Linked DNA regions of Mus musculus: region 1 is linked to region 2. Evidence: chromatin contacts called from ENCODE POLR2A ChIA-PET data. All regions are on one chromosome and are shown on one strand. The core of a region is the stretch at or near the end of the contact, and the rest is flanking DNA. Distances in the headings are between cores, read along the strand shown. Region 1 overlaps Hk1 (hexokinase 1). Region 2 holds the start of Hkdc1 (hexokinase domain containing 1).

The links. ChIA-PET counts read pairs that join two places held with the same protein, here RNA polymerase II (POLR2A).
Region 1: POLR2A ChIA-PET joins it to region 2 with 14 read pairs in embryonic stem cell. The contact joins the enhancer-like site here to the promoter of Hkdc1 in region 2. POLR2A ChIA-PET finds 5 or more read pairs at or near these places in 2 of 5 experiments (Patski and embryonic stem cell).

What each region holds. Positions count from the first base shown.
Region 1 is chr10:62,310,695-62,315,393 of GRCm38, forward strand. It overlaps Hk1 (hexokinase 1), which reads right to left. Exons shown (of 18, transcript NM_001146100.1): 2 at 4,692-4,699. Among named protein-coding and RNA genes, the nearest start is that of Hk1os, 27 kb to the right of the region's middle. Within about 2 kb of position 3,222, at least 1 of the 3 ENCODE cell types and tissues checked has a DNase peak (open chromatin) inside an H3K27ac peak, as active enhancers do.
Region 2 is chr10:62,420,128-62,424,686 of GRCm38, forward strand. It overlaps Hkdc1 (hexokinase domain containing 1), which reads right to left and starts at 2,330. Exons shown (of 18, transcript NM_145419.1): 1 at 2,171-2,330. The coding sequence starts at 2,233. It overlaps Gm30322 (a long non-coding RNA gene), which reads left to right and starts at 2,379. Exons shown (of 3, transcript XR_380484.3): 1 at 2,379-2,444.

The sequences.
Region 1 (4,699 bases), core at 1,972-4,471, 110 kb before region 2:
GTCACACATAGCACTGTCTTGAAGTTGCTATGCAGCTGAAGGTGACCTTGAACTTTTGATCTTCCCGCCTGCACTTCCTGAGTGCTCAGATGACGATCGAATGCCAGCCCAGCTGGCCCATTTCAGGCTCACCCTTCCTATGTGGCCGGTTGGGAGAGGATGGGGGTGAGAGAGCATTGGCTGTGTTTCCCCTTCTGTCTCCTTCCACAATATCAGCAATACCAGCGAGCTCTAAAACCCTCATCCTGGCAAAGGCTGGGCTTACACAGCCCCAGGACGGGGGTCCCATAGCTGAGAGCCTACAGCAAGGCCCTCCCAAGGAACTAGAGTATGCGGGCAATGCTGATAGAACTTGCTATGCTTCTTACAGTACCCTACAGGTCCTTCCACTTAATCCCGTCTTTTACAGCAGTCAGAGCGAGGAGAACCATGCCCTTATTTTTCTGTTTATTATGTTATTCGGTTCATTTTAAAAAATTTTAAGATTTATTTATTTTATGTATATGAGTATGCAGTAGCTGTCTTCAGACACACCAGAAAAGGGCATCGATTCCATTACAGATGGTTGTGAGCCACCATGTGGTTGCTGGGAACTGAACTCAGGACCTCTGGAAGAGCAGTCAGGACTCTTAATTGCTAAGCTATCTCTCCAGCTCCTCAATCAATTTTAAAAAATAAAAAATAAAAAAATAAACGGAGGAACTCATGGCATTTCTCCTGCCTCAGCCTTCCCAAAGGCTGGAATCCTAAGTACCAGACTCCCTCACACCCATTTAACAGAAGAGGCAAAGGGAGGCTGAGACTGAAGTAAGTTCTCCAAGGTCATGCTGAACTAGAGTCAGAGTGCTGGAGCCTTCTCCATTAGTTTGGATTTTATTTCTCTTTCCCTCCTCTTACTTGGAGTTCAGGCTTCTGTCCAACTTCCTCTTTGTGTCTTTAGTTTCAAATCGGCCTCTCCCCGCCCCCACGGGGCCTCCTGCCCTAACCCCTCCCAGCGTTTCCCATAGTGCTGTAGTTTGAAAGAGCCACTCTTCAAGAGGAGGCTCATTAAGCAGCGCTTTGAAGGGTCTTGCACCTCTCTGCCCTTCTAATGATGGCCATTATTAGCAGAAAATAATGGAAAGCAAACACAGATGCAGGTGCCTCCGAGCCCCAGCCTGTGCTGGAATACACGACAAACAGAAACTGCTGCCTCCTGGGAGTGCCTGGCTCTGGGAGTGAGCTGCTTGCAAGCCAGCTCCGATGACAGTCCTTATCCTCAACTCCACCTGAAGCAGCCATGAAAGCTGGGTGTCACCCGAACTTCAAGTCGCCCTCAGGTGCACAGCAGCTTCCAAGGTGGCCAGTGCTATAGCAGACCCCATCTCAAACCGAAGGGAAATAGCATGTGGCGGCCCTCACCTTCAACCCCAGCACTCGAGGCAGGGTGGGTGGATCTCTGTGAGTTCAAGGCCAGCCCTGATTTATAGGAGTTCCTAGGCCTACAGGTCTCAAAAAAAAAAAAAAAAATAAAGAAAGAAAGAAAGAAAGAAAAGAAAAGGAAAGAAAAGGAAAAATGAAAGAAAGAAAGAAAGAAAGAAAGAAAGAAAGAAAGAAAGAAAGAAAGAAAGAAAGGAAGGAAGGAAGGAAGGAAGGAAGGAAGGAAGGAAGGAAGGAAGGAAGGAAGGAAGGAAGAAGAAGAGGAGAGGAGAGGAGAGGAGAGGAGAGGAGAGGAGAGGAGAGGAGAGGAGAGGAGAGGAGAGGAGAGGAGAGGAGAGGAAAGGAAAGGAAAGGAAAGGAAAGGAAAGGAAAGGAAAGGAAAGGAAAGGAAAGGAAAGGAAAGGAAAGGAAGAATATACTCAAATAAATCTTTCTGCTTCGAATGGAAAAAGATAATGGTATGCCCGTATGTTTTCAGAAAACTGTCTGTGGCTTCTCCTTTGTAAAGAACTTGCTGTGACCCATGACAGGGAAACAAACATCCAAGAATGTATAGCATCCCATAGCTCCCAGGCTAACCAAGACCTACAATACCTTTTGCACTAAATGGGGCAGGGGGACCCCTCAGGAATGAGAGTCAGCGGAGAGAAACTGCATGGGGAATACTTTCCATTAAAAACATCCAAGGGGGGCGGAGAGATGGCTCGGGGGTCAAGGGCAGGGGCTGCTCTTGTGGAGGACCCAGGTTCTGTCTCCAGCACCCACCTGAAGATTCGTAACCCTCCACAACTCCAGTTGCAGGGCATCTGATGCCCTCTTCTGACTTCACAGGACCCAAGTACGTGGAGCACATACACACATTACATGCAGGCAAAACATTCATACATACGGGAAACAAACAAACAAACTTCATACCTTTAATCCCAGCACTTGGGGGGGGGGGCGCAGAGGAAGGTGAGTTCCAGATAGATAGATAGATAGATAGATAGATAGATAGATAGATGGATGGATGGATGGATGGATGGATGGATGGATGGATGGATGGATTCACCTTCTCCTTTCCTCACTCTTCTTATTAATACTGATCTGTATTGATCCTATCAGCACCAGAGGAAGGGGGTTGGGGGGAAGGAGGTTGAAGGCCCAGACTGCTGCCTCGGATTCCTCAAACCCTGTGACTGTGTCCCAACTGTACCCCGATACGGGGTACATAGCTCTGTGCATAGCTCCGTGACTCATCACGGTTAAGATACCACTGCTTGTGAGGCACACCATTATCTGATGAAACATTAATGAAGAAAAAAATGCCGCAGGGCCGATTATGAATAACTGAAAGGAAGCGGGGGGGGGGGGGGGAGGGGCGACGGGCATGCTACACAAAACAATCCAGGTTTCAGGGGCTTTTTAAGAATAAGAGATTCCAGATAAATGAGATGTGGAAGCATTCTGGGGAAGCGGCTGTGCTGAAGTAAACAGGTCCCTCTGTGCTCAACTGCCCAGGAGCTTTGGTACTGGGGGGGGGGGCAGGGGGGGAGTGAGGAGCTGTCTCCAAGAGGGAACTAGAGAACAGGGTATTCCCTGAATGTGTGGGCCTGGTCTGGAAGCTTAACTGGGGGAAAAAAGTGTCCAGGTTACTACTGTCCCACTCTGAGACCCTAAACCCTGGAAATGGATGGTGGGAAAGGCGGGGGAGGGGCCACAGCGGGGGAGGGGTACTAAGGGTACTAGGAGGGCACTGGTGGGAGACACAGTTCAGAAAGAACTTCTTCCTCTCACTCCCAGCTCCTCCTTCCTGGTTACACAGGCTCACGGGTCACCTTCCAAGTTCCCAAGCCCAGCTCACTCGCCACTCCCAACTCCCTCCCGACTCAGCGGGCCAAAGTCACCGGCTGACCTCAGCTCAGACACGGGACAGATTCTTTGCCTGCTTGTGGGTCAATCCAGGGCTGAGAAAAACTGAGAGTGAACACAAGGGGCTCCCATCCCCAGCCACAGGCACCGGAACACACTCAGGAAACAGCAGCCAGGGTCACTCGGTCGGCCAGAACCGCTTCAAAAGCTGAACCAACCCCTGAACAGACAAAAAGGTCCTGAGTGGATCCAGTTCAATTCTTGAACAAAGACATCATCAGAGACAGAGACACCAGTGTGCAGACGGTGAATCCCAACGCCACCAAGTGGTAACCGATCCTAAGACTCATTGTGGACATTCTCAAGGCCAGGTATAGCCAGGACTATTCCGGCTCCAGCCAGATTGCACACACAGCAAGCCCAGCACTTGCCCTTTGCTGGGATCGGCACATGAACTACTTCTCAAAATCCGCTAGACAAGACTGAAAATCCAGGCCTCCAAAGTGGGGGGAAAGAAATCTCGGAAGTGTGTAGGCCACACCCATAGGTGTAAACTCAAAAAAAGAAACTTGACTTCCTGGAATGTAGCTCCCCTCATGGCATAGGGTGGGTGAGCCCCCATTCTAGTGATGGTGTGGCTTCAGCATCCACCTTTGCAAACTAGTAGTTAACTATGAATTGGCTGGGCAAAATGGCTGCCAGCGAGCAAATGAAGCCAGGACCTCGCAGCTGCTAATTTCCCAGAAAGCAATTTTGCCAGTCCTTGGGGAATCCTTCGACTCCTTGAAGCAGGCAGGAGCCACAAGAATGCAGATTAAAAGGGGAATTCTTGGGGCTACCTTAACTTATTGTGTAGGGAATTTGTCCAAATGAGGACTTGAAATGTCCCACCTCTGAGCCCAAGACCCACCTGGCCACAGGAAATGTGACCTGGTGCCTGGGATTCTCCCAGAACAAACCCTTGCTTTACTGGAGAGATGATGACCCCCCACGGCACCTGAAGAGCCCTAAATGCTGAACTTTCCCAGTGTCACATAATCCTGGGGGTAGGTAAGCCAGCATTGTCCAGTGTGGTGTCATTGGCGCCTGGCGCATGGTAGATGTCCGGCAGGCATACGACACATGGGTTGATTTATGGACGGTGGGAGGGATAACTGGCTCAATGTGGGAACGAGGAATGGTGGGTGGTTGGGTGAGTGAGTGAGTGGGTAAATGGGTGGGTGGATGGGTGGGTAAGTGGGTGGGTAAATGGGTGGATGGGTGGGTGGGTGAGTGGATAGAAGGACAGAGGGTGAAGTTGGATCAATGGCTAGAATTGTGAATGGGTAACATGAACACATGAGCTCATCTGTTGGAAAGACAGGTTTCACAGAGCATTCAGCTCACAGAGCTGGAGCCTCCCAGACCTCTCAGAGACTCACCTGAGCCG
Region 2 (4,559 bases), core at 1,080-3,579:
ACACAAGAGGGCTTGGGACTTGAGGGAAATTAAAGGTGTGTTCAAGTAAACATCCCCATAACTTTGCAATGTTGACACTGTGAACACACACACACACACAAACACACACATAACTTTGCAATGTTGACATACTAAACTGTGAACACACACACACACACACACACACACACACACACACACACACACACTGAAGGCCCCGTCTGCCTTGTTCTTATGAATGAACCATCTCTGAGAGTCAATGACCAGGTGCAACCCAGCTTTATCAATAGGTCAAATACATCAATATATTGAACTGGAAACGAATGTCAGACAGTGGCCTTCTTTTTGACTTCCTGTCATTCTGAGATTTCCAAACACAGTGCAAGGGTCTAATGAATAATCTTGGAAGGCAAGCATCCCAGGACCTTGACAACTCCAGGGGCAGGAAGCGTGTAAACCGTCGGACAGGAACCACTGAATTACCACACAGACAACACACTTTGCCTTTAGACGAGCTGTTTTTGGCCTGTGGAGGAATGTCCTCCAAGCTGTGAGTCAGACTGGCTACAAACCAGTCTACTCACAAGCCCAAGAGACCTGCTGGGCCCTTGATTAGGCTTGGGGGATTCATGACTTTCTTGCTTTTCACCGTGAGGGGAGGAACTCAACCCAGGTATTGACAGAGGCTCTGGAATGCCTTGTTTGAACCTGTTCCTGGGCTGGTGGACAAACATGCTCCAGCCTTATCCCAGGCTAGAACAAAAGGTGAGCCACTGTACGGAGTCGGGGGGATGAAGTGACTGCAAACTAAAGGTTTCAGTCTCAAAGATTATCCTTAGGGCTGGCCTCTCCGCCCAGCTGGGAGAAACAGCAATGAGTTCTGAAACAGGGCTGCAAAGGACTTTACACCCCTCAAGCAGTCAGCAGAGGGGGTTCTGGGAATCTAGTCCAACAAATGACAGAATGAAAAGCTGTCAAAGCAAATGGGTTTCTACTCTCCGGCTTGCCCTGGCTCTCATGGACTGCAGACAGGCGGCGTTTACCCACTAGCAAAGAAGGGGCTACAAGGGGGCCATACTTCTTCTTTCAAAGTTTGAAAAGCATTTAGAAGGCTAGAGGAGGCATCTGCCAGTTTCAGTGTACTGTTAGTGCCCGGGTGACCTTGGCAGAGTCTGGTTGCCCAGAGGACTCCTGTTGTCAATGGAGATGCTACATCCTCCTCCTTGCAGCTGTCAGCAGCCAGTGAGTGTGACCAGGGACACAGGCTGCACTCATTTTAGCTGCCAGGAGATAATCCTGGTCTCATCAGTCAACTAGAGCCCATCTTGATTTTGTAGCTGGGGCAAAGTAGCCAAAAAACTCTGACCTATTAATAGGACAATAGGACATGCTGAAAATTACAACTGTGTTAAAATGTACATGCCAGCCATGCCGAGTAGGTTGTAATTCCAGGCACTTGGGAGACTGAGATTGTAGTCTCAGACCAGAGTGGGCCATATAAGACCCTGTGTCAAAATCATAAAATAAACCCCAGGTTTTCTCTTGGTGCCTTTATTTCCATTTGATTTCAAACACATGAATAATCGGATGCACTTTTAAAAGTTCTCTTTCTAGCCGGGCGTGGTGGCACACGCCTTTAATCTTAGCACTTGGGAGGCAGAAGCAGGCAGATTTCTGAGTTCGAGGCCACCCTGGTCTACAAAGTGAGTTCCAGGACAGCCAGGGCTATACAAAGAAACCCTGTCTCGAAAAACCAACCAAACAAACAAACAAAAAGATCTCTTTCTTTATAAACGACTCACCTTCGTCGTGGCCTTGCCCCTAAATGGCCCTGAATTGGGCACAAAGTTCCTAGAACTTTTTGAAGACTTCCAATTTCCCATATTTGCCAAGAGGCTCTGACTGAAAGCCGGGACGAGGGACAATGAGCAATGTGGGACACTTACTACCTCTTCCTCCCTGAGACATTCACTGGTATTGGCTCCCTGTATCTTTTCCAATAAAGTCTCTTAAATACTTTTTCCTTTCCTGCTGGGGCTTGAACCCAGGACGTTATAGAAGCTAGGTAAGCACTCTAGAGCTGCCCTCCCCACCCCTGCCCCAGTGCCTTAATTCCTTTTGCTGTTGAGAGGGAGTCTGTTGGGTCTGTCAGCGTAGACTGGGCCAGACACCTCAGCTTCAGAGTCCTTACCTTCTTGATCTGGTCCTCCTTCAGCTTGGTGAAGTAAAACGCCACCAAGTGTACTGCAAACATGTTCCCAAGTGCGGTTGTTCCCGAGAGCGCCGAGTCTTCAGTACACTCTCTGTCTGCGGAGTGCTGCACGCCTCTAGTTTGGGCGGGGAGGTGGGTGCTTGGGCTAAATACTTCCAGCTGCTCGGTTCAATGATTAAACTTCGCCCGTCTTTGGTCCCTCCCTCCGCCACACACTCGATTGTCTAACAGGAGGCTCTGGTGGGAGCTGAAGGTAAGCAGAGGGGAAGGCTGGGGATTGATGGCTCACTTGACTATTTGAGAACTGAGCATCGAGAAAATCTTGTTGCTAAGTGACACACTAAGGCCTGTGCTCTAAGACCACTCAGCTAAGGAAAAGCTTGTGAGAAGTTGGGGGTGGGGTGGGGGGAGCAAAACAGAGCCAATTTATGAACTAAATCCCAGTTCCAGAATTCCTCTTCTCAGCGAGGCAACAGGACTGTAGACTCCTGGTATCCTAGGCAGCGTCTTTGGTTTTGTTTTTTGTTTCCAGATGGGTTTCACTGGTATTGGCTCCCTGTATCTTTTCCAATAAAGTCTCTTAAATACTTTTTCCTTTCCTGCTGGGGCTTGAACCCAGGACGTCATAGAAGCTAGGTAAGCACTCTAGAGCTGCCCTCCCCACCCCTGCCCCAGTGCCTTAATTCCTTTTGCTGTTGAGAGGGAGTTCGTGTTATAAGGAGTACTGTGTAAAACTGGCTGCTCTGGCTGTGGACCAGGCTGGCCTCGAACTCAGAGATCCACCTGCCTCTGCCTCCCGAGTACTGGGATTAAAGCTGTGTGCCACTGCTGCCTGGCTTCTGAGGCACCATCTTAACTAAGGCTAAGCAGTGTCCTGGTCCTGCAGATTCAAAAAAAAAAAAAAATGCTGAGACAATTCCTCTACTGTGGCAGATAAGCTAATGAGAAGTAATCAATACTCCACAGTGGTAAGCCAGACAGCCTTTAGTAGCTTGGGGCTGCTCTCTCTCTCTCTCTCTCTCTGTGTGTGTGTGTGTGTGTGTGTGTGTGTGTGTGTTGGGAGGTGGGGGCATTAAGAATGGAAGCCACCAGGCCCTGCTGGAGTGCTGCGCAGGAAGGATGTACTACCATTGAGACACCTGGTTTCTTGCCCTCTGCTCTCACCATGCGTGGTATGAGAAGGATCTGCCACATGGGAACACAACCTTTTGCAGTCCTCCCAGCCACTGGCTGGTTAGTGAATTCAGTGATGGCCAGCAAGGCCATCCACTCCAGGATGGGATATGAGATTATGACAAGGAGTGGGCAGAAGGAAAACAACCAAAATCAAAGACTTCTACAGTGTCCAGTAGCCTGGGAGTGAGGCAGGCAGGCAGGCAGCCTATGGGATTTCACTGAGGCAAAGGACAGCAAAGGCTGTTCGTGTTATAAGGCGTACTGTGTGTTGTCTAAGCACAGGAGAGCATGTCCCCTTCAGGTGTGAGTTAGCTAAGTAACCTGAGGCTTAATGACTATTAAAGGTCATGTGCATCCAGAGTATCTAGACAGACCATTTTGTAGCAGCTAGCCCAGAATGTCTGGGTGTGAAGTCATTAGCAGCCGCTGCCATGGATGGGGACTTTATTCATCCCATCTTATAGATCAGGAAGCTGGCCCTGAAGTGCTTAGTGTCTTCCTCAAAATCACGGTTGTGAATGCTTCAGCCAGGAAGCAACCCCAGAAATGTGATTCCAGAGCCCAGCTCATGACCAGTACTCAAGGCCAACTCTCCAACGCACCTTCCACCCAGTGCTCATCTGGTAACTACTAAGACTCTGCGAGGTTGAAGTTTCAGCAAAGCTGGAAAGTTAAGCACAGACAGCATTTCAGTAGACCCTCCCCAACAGGGAAAGGGGTTTCCTGAAAAACAAAGTCCTGACTCCACTCTTCCAAACACTAAGAAAACACACTGTAAAATTCAGTCGACTAGCCGGGCATGGTGGCACATGCCTTTAATCCCAGCACTTGGGAGGCAGAGGCAGGCAGATTTCTGAGTTCGAGGCCAGTTTGGTCTATAAAGTGAGTTCCAGAACAGCCAGGGATATACAGAGAAACCCTGTTTCGAAAAAACAAAACAAAACAAATCAGCCAACTAGATGGCTACGGGCACCCAGTGTCTCTTGGCTTCCACTGACCAGGTGGCCTCTGGATAAGCTGTGTCATTCTGGTCAGCTTATATCCTCAACTCTGCCTGCTCTTCTGCACACTCTTCCCAGTGACAGCAATGACTGACCGCTGCCTGCTTGGGGCCTTTCACGGCTGCCTCTTTTCAACGCACCGGAAGTCTGCCTTAGGCCAGTCTTCATGAAATGATTACATACTTTACCCA